Linked DNA regions of Homo sapiens: regions 1, 2 and 4 are each linked to region 3. Evidence: read pairs that join two places in POLR2A ChIA-PET (ENCODE). Cell type or tissue: MCF 10A. All regions are shown on one strand.

The links. ChIA-PET counts read pairs that join two places held together with the same protein. Peaks named below come from ENCODE experiments on the same cell type or tissue, not always from the same donor. Only the 100,000 strongest peaks of a DNase experiment are listed, where the experiment ranks them.
Region 1: POLR2A ChIA-PET joins it to region 3 with 5 read pairs; 3 of 35 experiments call an interaction of 5 or more read pairs at or near these places.
Region 2: POLR2A ChIA-PET joins it to region 3 with 5 read pairs; 2 of 35 experiments call an interaction of 5 or more read pairs at or near these places.
Region 4: POLR2A ChIA-PET joins it to region 3 with 5 read pairs; 1 of 35 experiments calls an interaction of 5 or more read pairs at or near these places.

The regions. Positions count from the first base shown.
Region 1 is chr22:30,203,589-30,208,588 of GRCh38, reverse strand. LOC105372988 (a long non-coding RNA gene) reads left to right here and starts at 1,395. Exons shown (of 3, transcript NR_188588.1): 1 at 1,395-1,541. It also overlaps a transcript of HORMAD2 not described here. RefSeq lists enhancers at 1,184-1,805, 1,660-2,859. In MCF 10A, no CTCF peak of the experiment used is centred here; DNase peaks (open chromatin) are centred at 1,488, 2,748, 3,168 and 3,688.
Region 2 is chr22:30,156,893-30,161,892 of GRCh38, reverse strand. All of the region lies in intron 10 of HORMAD2 (HORMA domain containing 2), which reads right to left. Among named protein-coding and RNA genes, the nearest start is that of HORMAD2, 79 kb to the right of the region's middle. In MCF 10A, no CTCF peak of the experiment used is centred here; a DNase peak (open chromatin) is centred at 1,972.
Region 3 is chr22:30,324,074-30,329,073 of GRCh38, reverse strand. It overlaps TBC1D10A (TBC1 domain family member 10A), which reads left to right and starts at 2,133. Exons shown (of 9, transcript NM_031937.3): 1 at 2,133-2,401. The coding sequence starts at 2,193. RefSeq lists silencers at 1,881-2,210, 2,511-2,560 and an enhancer at 2,777-3,726. In MCF 10A, a CTCF peak has its summit at 1,201; DNase peaks (open chromatin) are centred at 1,143, 2,053 and 3,783.
Region 4 is chr22:29,341,678-29,346,677 of GRCh38, reverse strand. AP1B1 (adaptor related protein complex 1 subunit beta 1) reads left to right here. Exons shown (of 23, transcript NM_001127.4): 12 at 4,295-4,393; 13 at 4,918-5,000. Among named protein-coding and RNA genes, the nearest start is that of SNORD125, 11 kb to the right of the region's middle. In MCF 10A, no CTCF peak of the experiment used is centred here; a DNase peak (open chromatin) is centred at 2,377.

The sequences.
Region 1 (5,000 bases), 120 kb after region 3:
AGACCTTCCACAGTCAGCCAGAGTCTGGGGATGCTCATTTGCTAAAGAACTATTTATTTTGCATCTCCCCAGTGCCTGGCACCAAAATAAAAGATTCTGGGGCCCTTGTGTCAGAGGGAATTCTCACGCAGCCTTGGTGCATGAGATAACTATGCTTCCCATAGGAAGGGAGAGAGATGAGAAGGTGACCTTATATCCACAGGGCAGAGCCCTAAGTGGGCAAGGAAGTTTCTGGATGGCGGGGTGGGCAGCACAGACTCTGGAAAGGTGGGAGGAAAAAGGAACCCGGATGGGGAGATTACAGGAACTGAGGCAGTGAGGCAGAAAAATATGGTGTGTTCAGTGGGCAGTGAGGTGACACATTTAGGCAGCACGCAGCTCTCGGAGTTTGATTTCATTTTAAAGGAACCCCATTCCCCTAATTTCCATCATAGACCTAGTTTGTTTCCTCCCCCACACTGCTCATCTGTAATCACACACTCACTTTTCTTTTTTGAGACAGAGTCTCGCTCTGTCGTCCAGGCTGGAGTGCAATGGCGCAATCTCGGCTCACTGCAACCTCCGCCTCTCGAGTTCAAGCGATTCTCCTGTCTCAGCCTCCTGAGTAGCTGGGATTACAGGTGCCCACCATCATGGCTGGCTAATTTTTGTATTTTTAGTAGAGACGGGGTTTCACCATATTGGCCAGGCTGGTCTCGAACTCCTGACCTTGTGATCCATCCGCCTTGGCCTCCCAAAGTGCTGGGATTACAGGCGTGAGCGCACTCACTTTTTAATTATCTGAACCTCTCTCCAGAAAGGAAACTCCCTGGGGAAGGACTATCATCATCTTCTTCACTACTGTCTACTCAGTGCCCAGACACAGCCCCGCACAGAGAAGACACCAGAAAAGATTGTCGGCCTGCACAAAGGCATCTGAGTAGGAGAGAGACAGAATCAAAGCAGTGTTTCAGGGCCTGGTGCAGTGGCTCACGCCTGTAATCCCAGTGCTTTGGGAGGCTGAGGCGGGAGGATCGCTTGAGCCCAGGAGTTGGAAGCTGCAGTGAGCTGTGAGCGTGCCACTGCACTCCAGCCTGGGTGACAGAGCAAGACCCTGTCTCTAAAAGAAAAAAAAAACGAAAAACAAAAAAGCTGTGTTTCAGGATGGCATTTGGGTAAAGAGGTCAAACACTCTTTCTTTTAAGAGCCTGGGACATTTCTTTTTCTTCTTCTTGCTTCCTAATCAGTGGTTTCTTGCCCTTCATAGGAGCCCAGGGCACGGAGTGTCTGGGCCTGGAATGCGGACATGTGTGGGAGGGATGCGAAACTGTGCTGGCAGCCCCAAGAAAAGAATCAGTCTTTGTCCTCATCTTCACATGCACCTGTCGTCCCAAACCCTTGACAAACATTGTGTCATTCACCTTCCAAACCTCTCTGCGGATTCAGCCTGGGCGGGCGGGAGCACAGTGAGCCACATTCTCTGCATTCCCGCCTCCTGACAGCTCCTGGTACCACAGCCGCTGAGCTGGGATGTCCAAACATTCCAACTGACTCATCCGTGGGTGAGCAAGGCCGACACGAGGGGACGGGTGGAGGCTGCTGGGGCTCTGTCTCTGCCGAAGTCCCTAATTCAGAGAAGAAAGTGGGGCGGGTGGGGGAATTGCCGGGATATGGGCCATTTCCCTTGAATGATGCTCGGGTGTCACTTGAGGTGCCAGGAAGTGGTGGCAGTTGCAGCACAGTGGCCCTGGTGGAAGCCTGGGCTCAGACCTCACATACCTAGATTTGAGTTCTGGCTCCATGGTCAGAATTTTGTAACTTCATCAAAACTCTCTGAGATTGGCCGGGCAGAGTGGCTCATGCCTGTAATCCCAGCACTGCAGGAGGATCACTTGAGCCCAGGAGTTTGAGACCAGCCTGGGCAACATAGTGAGACTTCATTTTTCCAAAAAGGAAAAATATTAGCTGGGGATGGTGGCATGCATTTGTAGTTCCAGTTCCTGGTAGGCTGAGGCGAGAGGATTGCTTGAGCCCAGGAGTTTGAGGCTACAGTGAGCTATGGTCGCACCACTGCACCCTAACCTGGAAAACAAAGCCAGACCCTATCTCTGAAAACAAAACAAAACAAACAAACAAAACAAAAAATAAAACAGGCCAGGCGCGGTGGCTCATGCCTGTAATCCCAGCACTTTGGGAGGCTGAGGCAGGTGGATCACGAGGTCAGGAGTTGGAGACCAGCCTGGCCAACATGGTGAAACCCCATCTCTAATACAAAATTAGCTGGGTGTGGTGGCAGGTGCCTGTAGTCCCAGCTACTCAGGAGGCTGAGGCAAGGGAATCTCTTGAACCCAGGAGGCAGAGGTTGCAGTGAGCTGAGATCGTGCCATTGCACTCCAGCCTGGGTGACAGAGCAAGACTCCATCTCAAAAAACAAAACAAAACAAAAAACTCTCTGGGTCTCGGTGTCCTCATCTGTAAATGGAGGCGGGGGGTGAGAATAATGGCTCCTGTGCAGTGTAGTGGTCAGAATGAAGCAAGAAAATGTGAATACTGAGCACGCGAGAGTTGCTTAGCAATGACTTGTGTTAGGTTGTCACCCTTCTGATGCAATGACCTGAGACTCACTTCCGGGTGGGCAGGCGAGTGTGTCATCATCCCTTGCTTCGTCCCACAGGACAAAGGCTGCAAAAGTATCTGGTGGGAATGTCCCTGCCCTGCTTTGGGATTTCGGGTAGGATTTCTCCATCAGGCTGGAGTGGGGCAGCGCTGAGCCTCCCGTGCACATTCAGTGACCTCATTCAGGGGATGAGACCAAACAGAACGGGCAGCGGCTTTTCCGGTCCTCACGCCACCCTCCAGATGGCTTATAACCAGATCCCTGCCAAATTCCTCTCCTCCCTCCCCCAAGACTCATCTGATGCCAAAGCGTTTCTCAAAAGGGGGAAATACAGTACTTTCGTCAGTACCTCATCACCTCACCGCTGGGTCACAAATGACCCCGGCTCAGCCCTGCCTTCCAGCTGTCTTCCCAAGGGGATGTCTCTGAAGATTTTTCCCCAGCTCTGTGCTGGGGCTGTTGGGGAGCTGGACGTCCGGGAATGAGAGGAGGATATGGGACACAACGTGACCTTGGGCCAGTCACCGGCCTTCTCTGGTTCTCACTTTCCCCGTCTGCGAAACGAGGTAGCTGGCTGAGGTCATCCAGGCAGCAGTTTCCGGTCCCAGGGTGTTCTGGCTCCCTGACTGCAGGGAGAGCTGGGAAGATGAGTACTTGTCCCTGCTCAGCAGGAGAGCGCTGTGGTTAGGAAGCCAGTGGCTCTGGGTTCAAATTCTCACCCGGTGCCCTTGCTGGCTCCGTGACCTTAGGTAACACACACACACCCTCTCTGACCAGTTATTCTATCTGTAAAGTGGGTGCAATCATTGCCACCTCTGGAGTTGTTTTAAGGATTAAGAGGATCCACATGCAGAACTCAGCGCAGTGTCTGACACTCGCAATATTATAATTAAATATTATAATTTCATTTCGCTCAACTGCCCGCCTCACAGAGAGAAACTGAGGCCCAGCAGCGGTTGCTGGGAAGAGGATTCAGACCACATTTCCATGTTTGAGCCGCCACCCCGGGCCGGCTCCAGGAGGAAGCTGCAATAACTCAGGGGAAAAGTCCCACGGCGTCTGCTCCAGCTCCCTCAGGCGGCTCTCAGAGCTCGTGCCAAGAGATGGCTTGGCAGCTGCTCTCCCTCCATGCCCATTAGCTTAGTTCCAGATGTTCTAGGCAGCAGCCTGGGGAGCTCTTTCAGGTTCTGTTTCTTTGGATCTACTTTCTTGTAGTTTCCCTTTCCTCTGCTTTTCCCCAACTGGCCCTGGCAGCTTTATAAATGAAAAACAACGTCTTTCCCATCACCTTCGAAATCACCCAACCACAGTTCCCTTCTCATTAGACCCCTGGAAATGCCTTGGCTAGACAGACTTCATGTAGGGACGGCCAGGACAGCCGGGACACCTTATCAAATGTGCTTCTGACCAGCAACCACATGAAAGGCCTAGAGTTTCACATTTGGATTTCATTAGTTCCCACCCCAGTGTGCCTGGGGCCCTGGAGAATGGTGGCCAGGGAGTTCTGGTGGCCCAGGGCAGCCGCCTGAAAGAGCTCTTTCCTGATCACCTACTATGTGTGGCCACTTCACCTCTGTCATCTTAGCCTTCTCAACTCCATGAAATAAGTGTTAACCACCCTTTTTGGATGAAAAACTAAGACTCAGGCTGTGAAACTTATTCATGGTCACCAAGCTACTGTGAGGACCACACTGATCCAACTCCAGGGTGCTGGCTCTTGGGTGATGGATGGATGGCAGGAACACTCCTCTGGGGCCCGTGGGTGACCTGGGGCTATGGGCCTTTGCTACCATCTGTCTGTCAAGCTGGGTGCCAGGCTGCGAGCTCCAAATGGAAACCAGACCCAGTCACTGGCCCCTCCTTGTCATGGAGGAGACAGTCAAATTAACTCTGGGAGAAGCATCAGCTCAAAAGGGCTTTGTGTATGAGAGGATGAGTGTTCACCCAAGTATAGGGCATGGGGGGTATGTAGGTGTGAGGATGTATGTGAGGATGCACATGTGTGTGTGCATGTGTGTGAAGGCACTATGACAATGTGTGCACACATATGCATGTGTGAAAATGCATGTATGTGTGTGCTTGTGTATGAGGGTAAACGTGTACATTAACCTATACGCATGGACATGTGTGAAGATGTAAGGTGCAGGTTCGTGTGTATACAGAGTGCACGTTTGTGTGTGAATGTGTGTATAAGGATGCATGCACGTGCACTTATAGCCATGCGTGAGGGAGAACATGTGTGTTTTGCGTGAGAATGTGTGCGCAGACAGGTGCATTTGAGAATGTGTGAGAAGGTGGATTGTGTGCATACTCACATATAGGAGTGTGTTTATGTATGTGGGTATGTGTGCACATGCACGTATACATGTGTGAGGATGCATGTGCCGGAAGGGTGAATGTATGT
Region 2 (5,000 bases), 170 kb after region 3:
TGTTTATTGTTTAAATTGTGTTTTCTATTACTTGACACGGTTATAATAATCAACATTTTTATTACTTTAATCTCTTTTATCCCCTTTATTTCAAAGTGATAAAAAATGTTAGTGTAAAAATCTTTTTATTTGCAATCTTGCTTTATTTGCAAAGGTAAAAAAGAACATTTAAAAAAATAATGTTTATTAGGCTTTTAAAAATTATAAAATATTCTAAAATATTATTAAATACTTTTCAATAGAAAAATGTCAGTTACTTTCTTACTTTCAAATGCCTGAGTAAATAATTATGAATTCCGTGGTAGTTAAAGGTGGATACATTAAATACATAAACACGCTCAAGCACATACTTGAAGTAATTATAAAAATGAAAAAGTTGTTTCTTGGTTTGTGGCATGAATAGAGGAAATTTACAGGCAATGACATGATGGTGTCATTAGATGTACTAAAGTTTGACATACATTTGCTGATTCTTCAAAAAAGAGATGAACAGATAATAGATACAGAATTGGAAATGCAATACCCTGCTTCTCACAGACTTGCTATGTAGGTCATTTGCTTGAACATGAGCCTCTATAAGTGCTTTAGCAGGTGTTGAGAGGAACATAGCATAACTGTAAGTACAGAAATGACTATAGAGATAGGTCCTATAAAATATCAGAAAAAGACCACTTTGGTATGAAAATTGTCTAAGATGGAAGATCTCTATTGGTGCAATATCTAAACCTCAGGTCATAACTGCCTACTCTTGCTGGCAGGAAGGAGAGACCAAAGTAGATAACACTTAGGAACTCTGGCCTCCCCAGTAAAGTTCCTCCACACAAGGCAGAGGCAGAGTTGCAAGATACAGTCACTAAGAAGTCAGATTTTCACTTTAAATTGGCCCTAAATTCAATTGAAGAGAAATAGAAAACCCCTAAAGTGAAGTAGTTGAGTGTTCAGAGTGAGGATAAGTTTTATATAAGGAGCATGCACCTAAACTTAATTTTCATATTATTTATGCAGGAAATGATGAAACATTTTCAAAATTTCTAACACAAAATGAGAATAATCATACCTCTCCTCTTCCTGATCTAGCTTTGAAAAAATATATTCAAACACTTTGTTGTAATTAACAGAATTTTCTACAGCATCAATTTAGTTCAACTATAGTTATTTAATTGCTTCCATTTTTGTTAGTTTTATGTATCTATTTCAATAGCTAATACATTTACATAATATGCAATTCAAAAGGTAATATAAAGGTATATAGTGAAACTTTCCCTGCTATCCCAGAACCATTCAAGTCCCCTTCTAAAAGACAATCACTGTTACTAGTTTCTTTTACATCCTTGCAAAAACCATCTGTACTGTTGTCATTTCAAAATCAACTGCATCACTAAAAACTTAAAACTGGAATAAAATTCATGATATCACCCTCTTCAAGTTGTTTTATTAAATCTGGGCCAGGCCTGGCCACAGTAAGAGTAAATGAGGAAATGGAGGGTTGTGACCAAGTAACAGAACTAACTGCAGGGCCACTCTTGGTCTTTTACGGAGGTGAGCTTTCTTCCCATTCCTCCAGTTATTCTCCCCATCTAGAGAATACATATTTTCCTCCTGACTAAAGAAAATGAAAGAAAACCAAAGAATGGAAAGGTAAAAGAGGAGGGTCAGACAAGCAGAAGATTCAAGGCACCATGCTAAGTGCTATGGTGGTGATAAGGGCAGGGCACAGTGGCAGCAGGACAGCAGGGATGGGCAGTAGAGTTCAAGGTAGTAAGGAACACAGATATGTAAACAACAAACTCTAACTAACATCCAACACAGGTAGGATGAAGTCAGGGCTAAATAAAGGTACAAGCAGTAGGCTGTAAGAATGTGGATGGAAAAGAAGAATGGAGAGAGGGACTTCATGTCAGCTGGCTGAGCATGTCTGACAAGCTTCTTTTCAGAGTGCACACATTTTCCCTGACTCATGAAAACTTAGAGCTGGGAGAATGCCAGAGCAGTGTGCTGAAGCTCAGTCAGTAAGGAAGTCTTTTGGAAACAACATGGAGAGGAAAAAACTAAGGACCTTGCATATACACAAAAAAATAGGAAAAATAATAAAAGCCCTCCTGCAGCTCACAACTGGTCTTCAGTAGTGAATCAGAAAAAAAAAATGAGCATTTTCAAAAGCTTTACTATTTACTTAAAATCAGGGCTGCCAGGCGTTGCTCAACCCCAGGGGTGTCATTCACATTTCTGTCTGTGTTTTAGGTATCCCTGGAATTATGCAGTACACAATCAGCACAGTCATGCATGGCAACCCTGATAGGGCAAACATTCGATTTTTGACTAACACTTTTTAAATTTCCCTATCACTAAGTTTTTACCTGAAATACAGGGTATCCCTTTTGGCTAATATTTCCTATGAAAGATAAACCAAACATTTGGAATATACAAATATGTTTTCTTAAAAACTCAAGGTTGTTGAGTATAAACTGCAGCAAATCTATTACAGAATATGGCTAGATTATATACCTAAAGCATGACATAATATACATATTTTCCAACCTATAAAGATTTTCCGTGATGTGGTAGGGCTTCTCAGTTTCAAATTAAGCACTATTTACTTAGAAATGTAGGGCTAGTTCGAATCTAGCTGGGCCAGAGAGCAGAGTGAAACAGTATTATGGCAGGGCATATGGTACATTTTTATTCTGAGGGCTTTCAAAATTCAATGATTAAGAGTTGAAACTCTCCGCCTTATTTTAGGAGAACTTTTCTAATTTTTCCGCATTGTCTCTCATTTCACTGGCATCATTCTAATTCAGTGAAGCTACAGATGTCCACCAATTTGAAAAACATGACAGTAGTTCATATAAAAGAATTTTAAAATGAGATGTGAAATTGATTTTTTGTGACTAAAGTTTTACCACTACAGGGGCAGGCGCAGTGGCTCATGCCTGTAATACCAGAACTTTTGGAGGCCGAGGTGTGCAGATTGCTTGAGCTCAGGAGTTTGAGATCAACCTGGGCAACATGGTGAAACCCCATCTCTACCAAAAATACAAAAATCAGCCAAGAGCGGTGGCGTGCGCTTGTGGTTCCAGCTCCTTGGAAGCCTGGGGTGGGAGGATCGCGGGAGCCCAGGAAGTCAAAGCTGCAGTGAGCTGTGGATCATGTCACTGCATTCCAGCCTGGGTGACAGAGCAAGACCCTGGAAAGAAAGAAAGAAAGAGAAAGAGAGAAGGGGAGGGGGAAAGAGATAGAGAGAGACAGGAAGGGAGGAAGGGAGGAAGGGAGGGAGGGAGGGACGGAGGGAGGGAGGGAAGGAAGGAAGGAGAAGGGGAAGGGGAAGGGAGGGGAGGGGAGGGAGGAAGGAAGGAAGGAAAAGGAAAAGGAGAGAAAGAAAAAGAAAGAAGGAAAGAAAGAAAAGAAAAAAGAAAAGAAAAGAAAGAAAGAAAGGAAAGAAAGAGTGAGCAAGCTATACCACTACAGTTCATAATTCCTGGTTTTAATAATCCTGATTAGGAAGGGTCTAACCAAGTGAAATCAAGAAATATTTGTCATCCTTAGATATGGCTGTGTTTTATTCTCTTCCTTATGCTTTGTATAGTTGTTGATTATGTAGGAACCAAACTTTTAAGTTTTGTTTTTGTTTTTTTTTTACTTTGTGGATATGAAGCTAACTCCTGGTGATTTTTAGAAGTTACCCACATTTTCCTCTTTTGTGGAAATATTTACACTGGGGATTTCCACTGAGAGAATTGAGGGAGCTCTTTTATTTTTATTTTTATTGGATATAACAACTGAGGCCATATTTCTATTAATGCCTCTTTTTTTTTCTTTGCCCTACTCTAGGAGAGTGTTTATACACTTAAGAATTAAATCTAACAGGTTCACATGGAATATTACATATGTGTTAATATATGTAAAACAAGATCATATATTTGAAAATGTTTGATATAATATCTGGTACATGTTAATAATTCAACACAAATTGGTTGTATTTAGTTGAACATTACCTAATTTTGGTGAAAATGTGATTGCTATAAATGAAATGTGCTCTAAGCTGGCATGGTGAATTTTTTTAAAAAATCTAATTTCTTTTAGGTTATGAGAAGTATAAGGGATCTCTGAGTGACAAGTGAAATTACATATTCAATACCGAAGTCTTTCACTTCAAATCTCAGTTACAAACTTCTAGTGTTCCCATAAATGCAACAGTGGAAGAGAAATATGCTTGAACATGCTTGACTTACAATGAAGAAGAAAAAGAGGATCACAGAAGCTAGAGACACTGAAAACTGAAATGCATACAAGCCAAGACATCCTCTTAAATCCCACCCAAGAAGCAATGAATAGCTTGAAAAAGTATTCGTCTGACTTTTTTTATGGTATAGTGCATAGACTAAGAACCAGGGGGCTGGGTTCCATCACCAACTTGCAAGTTTCCATCACTGTTAAAAAAAAAAAAAGGGAGGGGGATAATATTTGCCATGTACCAAACAGGGATGCTTTGAGGATTAGTGACATAATGTCTGTAAAGAGGCTGGAGTTCCTTGGAAAAAAGACACTACATAAATATAAAGTAGTATTAATATTTAGGCTTAGTCCACAATGTGAGACCTGGTTTCTTTGGCTCATGAGGTCATCAGCAGTTTTGTAAAATGTGCTCAAACACCCACAGAGGAGCTTTGTTAGTCTCCTTGTAAGTGGACTGTAAAGCTAATCTGACCCACCTGGTTGGAGAAGTCACAGAGGCTGTTTTCCCTTTCATGGTCTCCAAGAGGATACAGATGGAGAGTGCTGACTCCTAAAGGAGTGAGATGTGGCCAAGAGAGCACTTCAACAGCATCTACAGCTTCCAAGGAATGTAGTGGGAGTTTGGGTATATTTTGGCTTAGAATTAAACAAAAGCCCAATAATAACATATCTTAATTTAGAAAAAAGGCTAAATTTGCCTCTCAGACAATTTAGAGTAACAGTAGGAATGAAAAAGCTACTTCTTGGAATGGTTAGTTTATATCTTG
Region 3 (5,000 bases):
TCCCTGGGGTGAACGTCTCTATATTTGTGCCCTCACAGAGCTGAGTAAGAACATGTTTGGGATATAACCCTAGGGATAGAATCATGAAGTCAAAGGGTCGTGGATACTTTTCTTTGCTGTACTTGAGGCTTCACATCTGCCCCAGGTATGTCTGGCTCCTCCCCCTCCCTTTCCTGGGATAGGCCCATACCACCATGAAAGACCCATACCGCCCCTCCTGGGAGCTGGGACCAGGAGCCCACCACTGTCTGGAGTCACTGAAGAGAAGGAACATCCTCCTAGACTGAGGGTTTAAGACCAAAATAGCCTGTGCCCACTCCCATGTCTGTTCTTGCCTTGTTTATGGAAAGCCAGAAGCTCATGGAATGTGAGGATTGTACAATGACGCCATCAAGAATGTCCAGGCCACATGGCATCAAGGTGAAATCACTCAAGGCTCAAGACCCCCTCTTGGGGCTTGCCTTGGGGCCCTGAATAGTCTGTCCCAGGCCCTGCAGCCAGGTCTGAGTCTTCCAGTCCCTTCCCCTCTCTAGGCCTGTCTCTCCCACAGGTCTGCAGGGAGTGTCAGATGACAATATACTGTGACTTGTAAACCATAAAGTACTAGACATAAGCGAGGAGCTATCATTATATTATAGATCCAAGAGTTGACAATCTCTAGGGTCAGAAATCAGCTGCTTGGGGCTAAGCCCATATAGATAAAATCGGCCCATCCCTCCAAATATAGGCAGTTGGTAAGAGCTAAGTTCGAATCCTGGCTATATTCACAGCTAATTCTGGGACCTTAGGCAACTGACTTTACCTCAGTCTCCTTAACTGTAAAATGGGACTAATAATGGTGTATACCTCATTGCTAAGAGATTACAAGACATGTTGCAACCAATTTGGAAAACAGTTTGCCAGTTCCTCGAAAGGTTAAACAGTTGCCATATGACCCAGCAATTCCACTCTTCCTTATCTATCCAAGAGAAATGTAAACATAAGGCCCCCACACAAAAGCTTGTACCTGAATGGTCAGAGCAGCATTATTCATAATGGCTAAAAACTAGAAACACGCGAATGACCATCACTGATGAATGGAAAAACAAAATCTGGTATAGTCCCAGCTCCCAGGAGGGGCAGTATAGGTCTTTCATGGCGGTGTGGGCCTATCCCAGGAAAGGGAGGGGTGGAGTCAGACATACCTGGGGCAGATGTGAATCCAGAAGCACTGATACATGCTACAATGTGGATGAAACTTGAAAATGTTCAAGAGAAAGAATCCAGACATAAAAGGCCATATATTGTATAATTCCATTTATATGAAATATCCAGAAAAGGGACATCTATAGAAACAGGAAGCAGATTAGTGGTTGCCAGGGACTGGGGGAGCCAGGATGCGGAGTGACTGCTAATTGGTAGGAGTTTCTTTTTGGGGTGATGAAAATGTTCTAAAATTAGAATGTTGTGATGGCTGCACAACTCTGTAAATATGCTAAAAATCATTGTACACTTTAAACGTGAATTTATGGTATGTTTATGTTCCATAAAACTGCTGGGGAAAAGACTACAGGAGAAAGTAGGTAGAGCTTCGGGCGTGCGTGGCTCAGTAAACGCTGGTGATTATTAATAATTAGGTCTCACGAGGTAATTTAAAGCCCCAGAAGCAGTGAGTGCAATGGGACTGCCAGACTTCTGGCTCAGGCTGGGCCTTTAAGCCGCTCTGCGTCCCTGAACTCACTTGGGCCTCCTCAGAGTTCCTCATAAATGAATGGGGCAAACAATCCCTACCACGTCCTTGGGGTCTCGCAGGGAGCGGGGCTCAGGAGGCAGATGAGGAATCCATGGAGGAAGCCCTGGGCCTCCGGCTCGCGCTCTGCAGTAGGTGACAGGCCCCGCTTGGAGCCAACCCGGAAAGGCCCGAGCTCGTCCAGGTGAGTTCTTGTGATTGGCAGCCCGGAGGAGGGCGGGGAGGGCTGCGGTGACGGCTGCCCCGCCCCCTCACTTCGGGCTTGTTGGCGCCCGCCGGGGGAGGGTGGGCGGGGCCCGGGGTCCGCGGCGCCCATTGGGCGTGGGGGGAGAGCTCCGGGGTGGGCCTGGAGCCCCGCCCCCCGGCCTTGCGGCGGCCAATAGGCGCCGCGCGTGGGCGGGGCGTCGGCGGCAGCAGGGCGGCTGAGGTGGCCGCTGGAGCTCAGGCGGCGGGCGCGGCTGGGATGGCGAAGAGCAACGGAGAGAATGGGCCGCGCGCGCCCGCGGCCGGGGAAAGCCTGTCGGGAACCCGGGAGAGCCTGGCCCAGGGCCCCGACGCCGCAACCACCGACGAACTCAGCTCTCTCGGGTCTGACTCGGAGGCCAACGGCTTCGCCGAGCGCCGCATCGACAAGTTCGGCTTCATCGTGGGCTCGCAGGGCGCCGAGGGCGCGTGAGTAGCGCCGGGGGTCGGGACTGAGCGCGCCACCCACGCGAGGGGCCTCGACACGGACGGAGGCGCCCTCGGGACTTGCCGACACGTCCCCCTCCCAGGCAGGGACCACTAATCCCCGTTCCCTCCCCTGCCCCACCCCCACCACCCCTGCCTTCCTAGACCCGCCCCCTTCGCAGTCCTACTTCCGACCCAGGGGGCGGACGGGCCCACACCTCCACCCGCCACCTCCACCCTCCGGACAGACTGACCCGCTCCCAGGAAGGACCGACTGTGCCCTCCTTCCAGCCGTGGAACAGAATGACAGACTGCCCCAAACCCACCCCTGCCGCCAAGACCTTAGGGATGATTGTTTCTGCCACCCCGACAGGCTCCCAGATGGCTGGCGCCCCCCTCCATAGACACTCATTCTCCATCTTTCCCCCTCCCACAAACCCACAGACGCCCTTGTCTCCCCGCCTCACTGCCCCCACACCAGGAGACCTCAGACCGACTTCAGGACTGACTGCCCCGCCCCCACCCCTTCCCAGGACAGACTGACCCTTTCCTCGAGGCATACAGACCTCTGGATGGACAGACATTGGTCACCTCCCTCCCCTCAGCTCCATCCTGGGACAGACAGTCCCTTCTCCTCATGGAAGGGTCGGAGAAGGGCCCCCTATCCGCTCATACACAGCTTCCTCCACTGGCACTGGCAACAGGTGGGCAGGTACTCCCCCTTCCCAGCACGTACAGGGCGACAGGGAGCCCCACCACTAGGACAGACCATCAGCTCCAGCAGCCACAGGAGCCAGTAGATGGGCTCTGTGTATGTCCTGTGTATGTATGCGCCTCCTCCCAAGGGCAGATCTTGGGCGTGGGACGGGGGCAGGCAGGGAGACAGCAGGGTCCCTGCTCATATTAGCACCCCCCGATGTCCTATCCCGAGAGCACCCAGACACCCAGCTAGCAGACAGAGAAATGTGGGGCAGTGGAACAGCACCTTGCCTCCAAGCTGGGCCCCATGTTGCCCCACAGAATCCCCCGAGCCCAGGCCTCAGAGATCATGTGTACAGGCTGGCGGTCCCCTTAGGAAAGATGGACTCCATACCCCACTCCCATCCCAGCTGTCCTGTCACGTGAGACCAGTGTTGTGCACAGAACTGACAAGACTCCCTCCTGATGTGTGCTTTCCATCCCAATCACCAGTAGGAGCTCCTGGGGCCCTGCCATGACCCTACTCCAGAGAATATCCTTTCTCCCTTTCTCTGACCAATTGAGATTGTCCAAGGTCACCCCAGACTCTCTCATGACTTATGGAAGCGCTTTAACTGTCTAAGAACCCCTGTCACTTCCGGGATTTTCCCCAGCCCTAAAGCCTCTTATTCACCAGGCCTCCTTCTTCCTTGGAGAAATCCAGGCCCCTCCCCTAAGGGGAGTTCCCTCTCACCCACTGGATCTGTCTCCTCCAGTATCTCCCTACTGGCTCACAGCAGGCTAGGTTTAGTCCAGGACTCAGAGAGAGCACCCCTCATTCTGAACCCTCACCCTGACTGATGCTTTGTCACAGTTCCCCAGGGATTCACTTGTGAGAACTTAGTGGGGACCTGGAGTGTTTTGAATTGAGGAGCAGTCACCTGGGATTAGGACCCAGGGAGGTGTGTGGTCTTGAGATCTAGGAAAGGAGTTCCCAGTTGCATTTATGGGACCTTGGAAGGAAGAGCTCAGATTTGTGGGAGAATGCTAGGGCATGAGAGTTCCTACTACATGCTTATCAGGCAATCAACCAGATCTTGGGGTGCAGAGCAATGTGATATATTAGGAAAAGGCCAAACTTAGGAATTACACTTGCTAGCTTTGTGACCTTGGGCAAGATCCTGAATCTCTGAGCCTGTTTACTCACTGTAAAGGGCGACAGTAACACCCACTTCCCAACATTACTCTGGGGGTTAAATGAGTATATGATACGTGAAGGTGCCTGGCACAGCGCTTGTCACAAGTAGCGGCCCAGAAAATGTTAGTTTTCTTTCTTTCCTTCTAAGGGTCTGAGAAATGAAGAGAAAAATGAGGGCATATCTCTGGTATTTGTGGGCAGAGTGAGGCCCCAGTGGAAGCACCTCCCTTTGGCTGTAGTCCCCAACCAGGCAGCCAGACATCTGTCTTTCTTACCCCACAACCACAAACCCGGGATGTGGCTCTGCAGACACCCTCTACATGGCTGCTGTCTGTAGGGCTGGGGCTGAGGTGGGATCCCAGCTCCAGTCCTCTCTCCTTCCCTCACTTTCTGGAGCCTGTCAGTCAACCTAAAATCTCTGGTATCTGAAAGCTTCGATGTTCCCTACTTAATTTATATTGTGGTTTCAAAAAAGCCAAGAGTAAGTCCCTGCCCAAGGCCATAGAGGGGAAGTTATGGAAAGCTTCAGGGTGACCGCCCTGAACCCAGTCTCGTGGTTGAAGGCTAGGAGTCCATGTTCTATGCTAGAGAAGTGAAACGTTAGCCCTCATGGGTACTGTGGAGATGGTGGGGACTCTGACTCCAGATTAAAGGTCCATTTCAGCTACCCTGGGCCAAAGGTTGTCTTAAGACATTTTGGATGTGGAAGTTGCCAGGCCTGGGGGT
Region 4 (5,000 bases), 980 kb after region 3:
CTGCAAGGATGTCCTGTAGTGCAGGGATCCCCAACCCCCGGGCCACCATGGCCTGTAAGGAACTGGGCTGCACAGCGGGAGGTGAGCGGCGGGCAAGCAAGCATTACTGCCTCAGCTCCGCCTCCTGTCAGATCAGCGGCGGCATTAGATTCTCATAGGAGCGCAAACTCTATTATGAACTGCACATGAGAGGGATCTAGGTTGTGTGTTCCTTATGAGAACCTAATGCCTGATCTGAGGTGGAGCAGTTTCATCCTGAAACCATCCCCCAACCCGCATCCCCTATCTGTGGAAAAATTGTCTTCCACAAAACTGGTCCCTGGTGCCACAAAGGCTGGGAACCGCTGCTGTAGGGGTGTGCTTCTGCCCCTATAATAGGGTCAGTCTTTTGCAGCTAAGCCTGCTAAAAAGCTAGAATGAGAGAAGCTGGACAGGGAGAGGTAAGCCAAGAGTCTGGTGGTGTGAACAGAAACAGAGCTCTGAAGTTTGAGATCCAAGCTCCTCCTCCCTGTTGTGTGGCCTGGAGCACAGTTACTTGAACTCACCAAACCCATTTCCTTGTCTCTAGTGCAGTTATTGCAAAGACTGCTGGGCCTTGTTTGTAAAGTGGGGGTGTGATGTAATTCAGTAGCCTGTTCACTTTGCATCTTTGGTTCACAACACAGTTCAAAGCTCTTTTAAGAATACTTGTTAGGGCCAGGCACAGTGGCTTACACCTGTAATCCTAGCATTTTGGGAGGCCAAGGCAGGCAGATCACTTGAGGCAGGAGTTTGAGACCAGCCTGACCAACATAATGAAACCCCGTCTCTACTAAAAATACAAAAATTAGCCAGGCATGGTGGTGTGCGTCTGTAATCCCAGCCACTCAGGAGGCTGAGGCAGGAGAATCGCTTGAACACGGGAGGCGGAGGTTGCGGTAAGCCGAGATCGCACAACTGCACTCCAGCCTGGGCAACAGACCAAGACTCCATCTCAGAAAAAAGAAAAAAAACAAAACAAAACTTGTTAACTGGGTGCAGCGGCTCACGCCTGTAACCCCAGCACTTTGGGAGGCCGAGGCAGGAGGATCTTTTGAGTCCAGGAGTTCGAGACCAACCTGGGCAACATAGTGAGACCTCATCTCTATAAAAAAAAAAAATTAGCTGGGTGTGGTGGCACACCCCTGTAGTCCCAGCTACTTGGGAGGCCTAGGTGGGAGGATTGCTTGAGCCTGGGAAGTTGAGGCTGCAGTGAGTCAAGATCACACCACTGCACTCCAGCCTGGGCAACAGACCGAGACTCCATCTCAGAAAAAAGAAAAAAAACAAAACAAAACTTGTTAACTGGGTGCAGCAGCTCATGCCTGTAACCCAGCACTTTGGGAGGCCGAGGCAGGAGGATCTTTTGAGTCCAGGAGTTCGAGACCAACCTGGGCAACATAGTGAGACCTCATCTCTATAAAAAAAAAAAAATGAACTGGGTGTGGTGGCACATACCTGTAGTCCCAGCTACTTGGGAGGCCTAGGTGGGAGGATTGCTTGAGCCTGGGAAGTTGAGGCTGCAGTGAGCCAAGATCACACCACTGCACTCCAGCCTGGGCAACAGAGCGAGACCTTGTCTCAAAAAAAAAGAATACTTGTTTAGTGCTTGACGATTTGGAGTTTTTTGTTTGTTTGTTTTAGTGGCGAAATCTCACTATGTTTTGCCCAGGCTAGCCTTGAACTCCTGGGCTCAAAGGATTCTGAATAGCTAGGACTATGGGCCTGCACCACTGCACCGGGCTTGACAATTATGGAACTCATTTTATATTGTCTTGTTGAATCTTCTCATCCTTGGCTCCTAGGCCTCTCTAGCCATGGACAGCAGACTTAGAAAGTCTTGGTCAGCAGCTGGGCTCACGCCTGTAATCCCAGTACTTTGGGAGGCCGAGGTGGGTGGATCACTTTAGGTCAGGAGTCTGAGACCAGCCTGGCCAACATGGTGAAACCCATCTAAAAATACAAAAATTAGCCAGGTGTGATGGTGTGTGCCTGTAATCCTAGCTGCTCGGGAGGCTGAGGCAGGAAAATCACTTGAACCCAGGAGGCGGAGGTTGCAGTGAGATGAGATCATCCCACTGCACTCCAGCTTGGGCAGGAGAGTGAGACTGCATCTCAAAAAAAAAAAAAAAAAAAAAAAAAAAATCTTGGCCAGGGTGGTATATCAGCCCAGCGTCTGGCCCTGTCCTGCCATCCCATCCTGTCTGGATGGCAGGGGCAATGGCATTATTGCAGAAGGCTGCCCTAAATATGCAGGCTAACGGCCTGAGTGTGTTGAGCGTGTTGAGAGGAACTGGAACGGATTGTTGAGCCAGGGCCCTGGGCACCTGGCCAGACCTCCCTCTGGCAATACAGCCTGAGGCATACCTGACTGGAACCACAGCAGATCTGACAGTGATGAATAATTCCAGGCATCCGGCTGACTGGACTGGGAAGAACTCTTTCAAGAGTCCCTGTGTGATGGTAGTGGTGATAATGACTGTGATGATGATAGCTGTTCTGTAGTGAGCAGAATACACAATGCTTCTTTACTTTTTTTTTTTTTTTTTGAGACAAAGTCTCGCCCTTGTCCCCCATGCTGGAGTGCAATGGCGAGACCTCGGCTCACTGCAACCTCTGCCTCCCGGGTTCAAGCAATTGTCCTGCCTCAGCCTCCGAGTAGCTGGGATTACAGGTACCTGCCACCAGGCCCAGCTAATTTTTGTATTTTTAGTAAAGACAGGGTTTCACCATGTTGGCCAGGCTGGTCTCGAACTCCTGACCTCAGGTGATCCAACCACCGAGGCCTCCCAAAGTGCTGGGATTACAGGTGTGAGCCATCACGCCTGGCCACTTCTTTACATTTGTGGTTTCATCAACTCTCCATTAACGCTGTGAGGTGTAATGACTGTTTTATACGTTAGGAAACTGACTCAGAGAAGCTAAATGACTTGCCGAGGGTCTGTCAGCTGAGAAGTGATAGAACTGGAGTTCACATAAGGTGTGATCTGACTCCAGCTCCAAGCAAGCTGCCATAAGTTGCTGTTTTTAAAGCTCACAAGAATCCCTGAAGTAGGCCACACCTCTCCTTTACAGATGGGGGTAAACGGCTTCCCATTGGCTGCCCAGGCAGGGCTAGAGTCTGGAAGCCAGATGCTGGGCTGCCTCCTGCCTTGGAAACAGCCAGCCTACTGCTCATCTGCTGCTGGCCCCCATGTAACCAAATTGCAGACTCTGGTTCACCCCAGAATTGGAGGACCACGTGCCCTCCATTCTGCCTGCCTCTGTCAGCCTTCCCTGCACAAGTGCCCTCCTGCTGGGCAGGTGCCAGAGATGCCGTCAGCACGGCTGCTGCTGGGCTTCCTGCACTGCCACTCCTGCCCTCCTGCTGCAGACCTGTCCCTGGCACAGCCTATGGGCTCCCACTGCCCCTGACTCCGGGAGCATCAGGCTGCCCCCTTGTCCTAGGACTAGCAAAAATGAGACCGTGACTAAGGAAGGATTATGTGCAGAGACTTGTTCTCGCATAGATGTTTCTTCAGTCAGCAAGTATTTCTTAAGTGCCTGCTATACACCAGGCACTAGATTGGGCAGTAATTAGTGACACGACAGTAAGCAAGACAGACATCACTCCAGCCCACAGGGGGCTCACTGTACAGGATAGCCAGCAACTGGTGGCGCTGTGACGGGGTGGAAGAGGCTGCAGAAGCATGGGGGGTCTGGAGGTGGGGTTGGCATGAGATCTGAAGGGTGAGGAGGTGTTGGCCAGGATGAGGGCAGCTTTGGGTATGTCCAGGCATGTGGCAGGGGCCGGTGGAGGGCCACCAGGAATAGTTCCAACCCTCTGGTAGAAGCACAGGTCCTTGACGGCAGGCTCTGTGGGCCCTGCTGCCCCAGTCCCCTGGGCCTCCATGGGACTGTCGCCACTTGTTGACAGATGGTCCTGATAAGAAGCACTCCAGCCACACATGTGAGCTTCTCATAGTTCTGTGAATTCTAGAGCTCCAACAGGTTTCTAAAACCCTAGGGCTGGGCAGCGGCCCCTGGCCTACTTGGGTTTGCCAAATAGTCCAGTATTCAGCTCCTTCCTGAGTGAGTGATGCCGAGGTCTGGCTGCTCAGCGGCACCAACACTTGTGGCAGCCCTTTGCCTGTGTGCCGTGACAGCCCCAAACCTAGAATAGCTATGCTTGGCTTCCAGGGACTTTGAACACCCTATTCCTCTTCAAGCCTTTTTGTTCTCCCTCTATCCCCATGTGAGGCCCACACTTCCTCCTCGTCACCGCTGTTCCCTGCAGGTCCAGCTGCAGCTGCTGACAGCCATTGTGAAACTCTTTCTAAAGAAGCCAACAGAGACCCAGGAGCTGGTGCAGCAGGTCCTCAGTTTGGCCACTCAGGTGGGTGCCCCAACCTCCCCGCTGTGCCCAGCATAGCCCTCACTCAAGCAGGGGAACTTTTGTCCCAGGAACTAGACCTGGAAGCCAGGCCCGCTCCTAAGACAGGTATCTTGTGGGTGGGACTGGCTTCCAGCCCCAGAGTTACCCAAGCTCCCTGCCTTCAGGGTGCTTAGAACACAACACAAAGTGCAGTGAGGTCAAGTAGTGAAGTTGAGACAAACTAGACAGAGGAGGAGGGCCCATGGAAACCTGAGGGTGTGTGTTGGGGGCAGGAAGGGCAGGCCACAGAGGGCGGTTGGGAGTAGAGACAGGCATGGCCAGGCTGGAGTAGAGTACCATGGGGAATGAGCCCGGGGCCAGGGCATGGCCCTGTAGGTGGTATAGGGGCAGGCTCATGGGAGCACTCAGGACTGCTGTCCCCATTGGCCACCCCTGTGCCGCACCTGGCTCATGGCTGCAGGAAGGTCTCCTCCCTTCTCACCTGGCTACTCTGAGTTTCATGGGCTTCTCCTCACCCCCACAAGGACTCAGATAACCCAGACCTGCGGGACCGTGGCTACATCTACTGGCGCCTGCTGTCCACGGACCCGGTGGCAGCCAAGGAGGT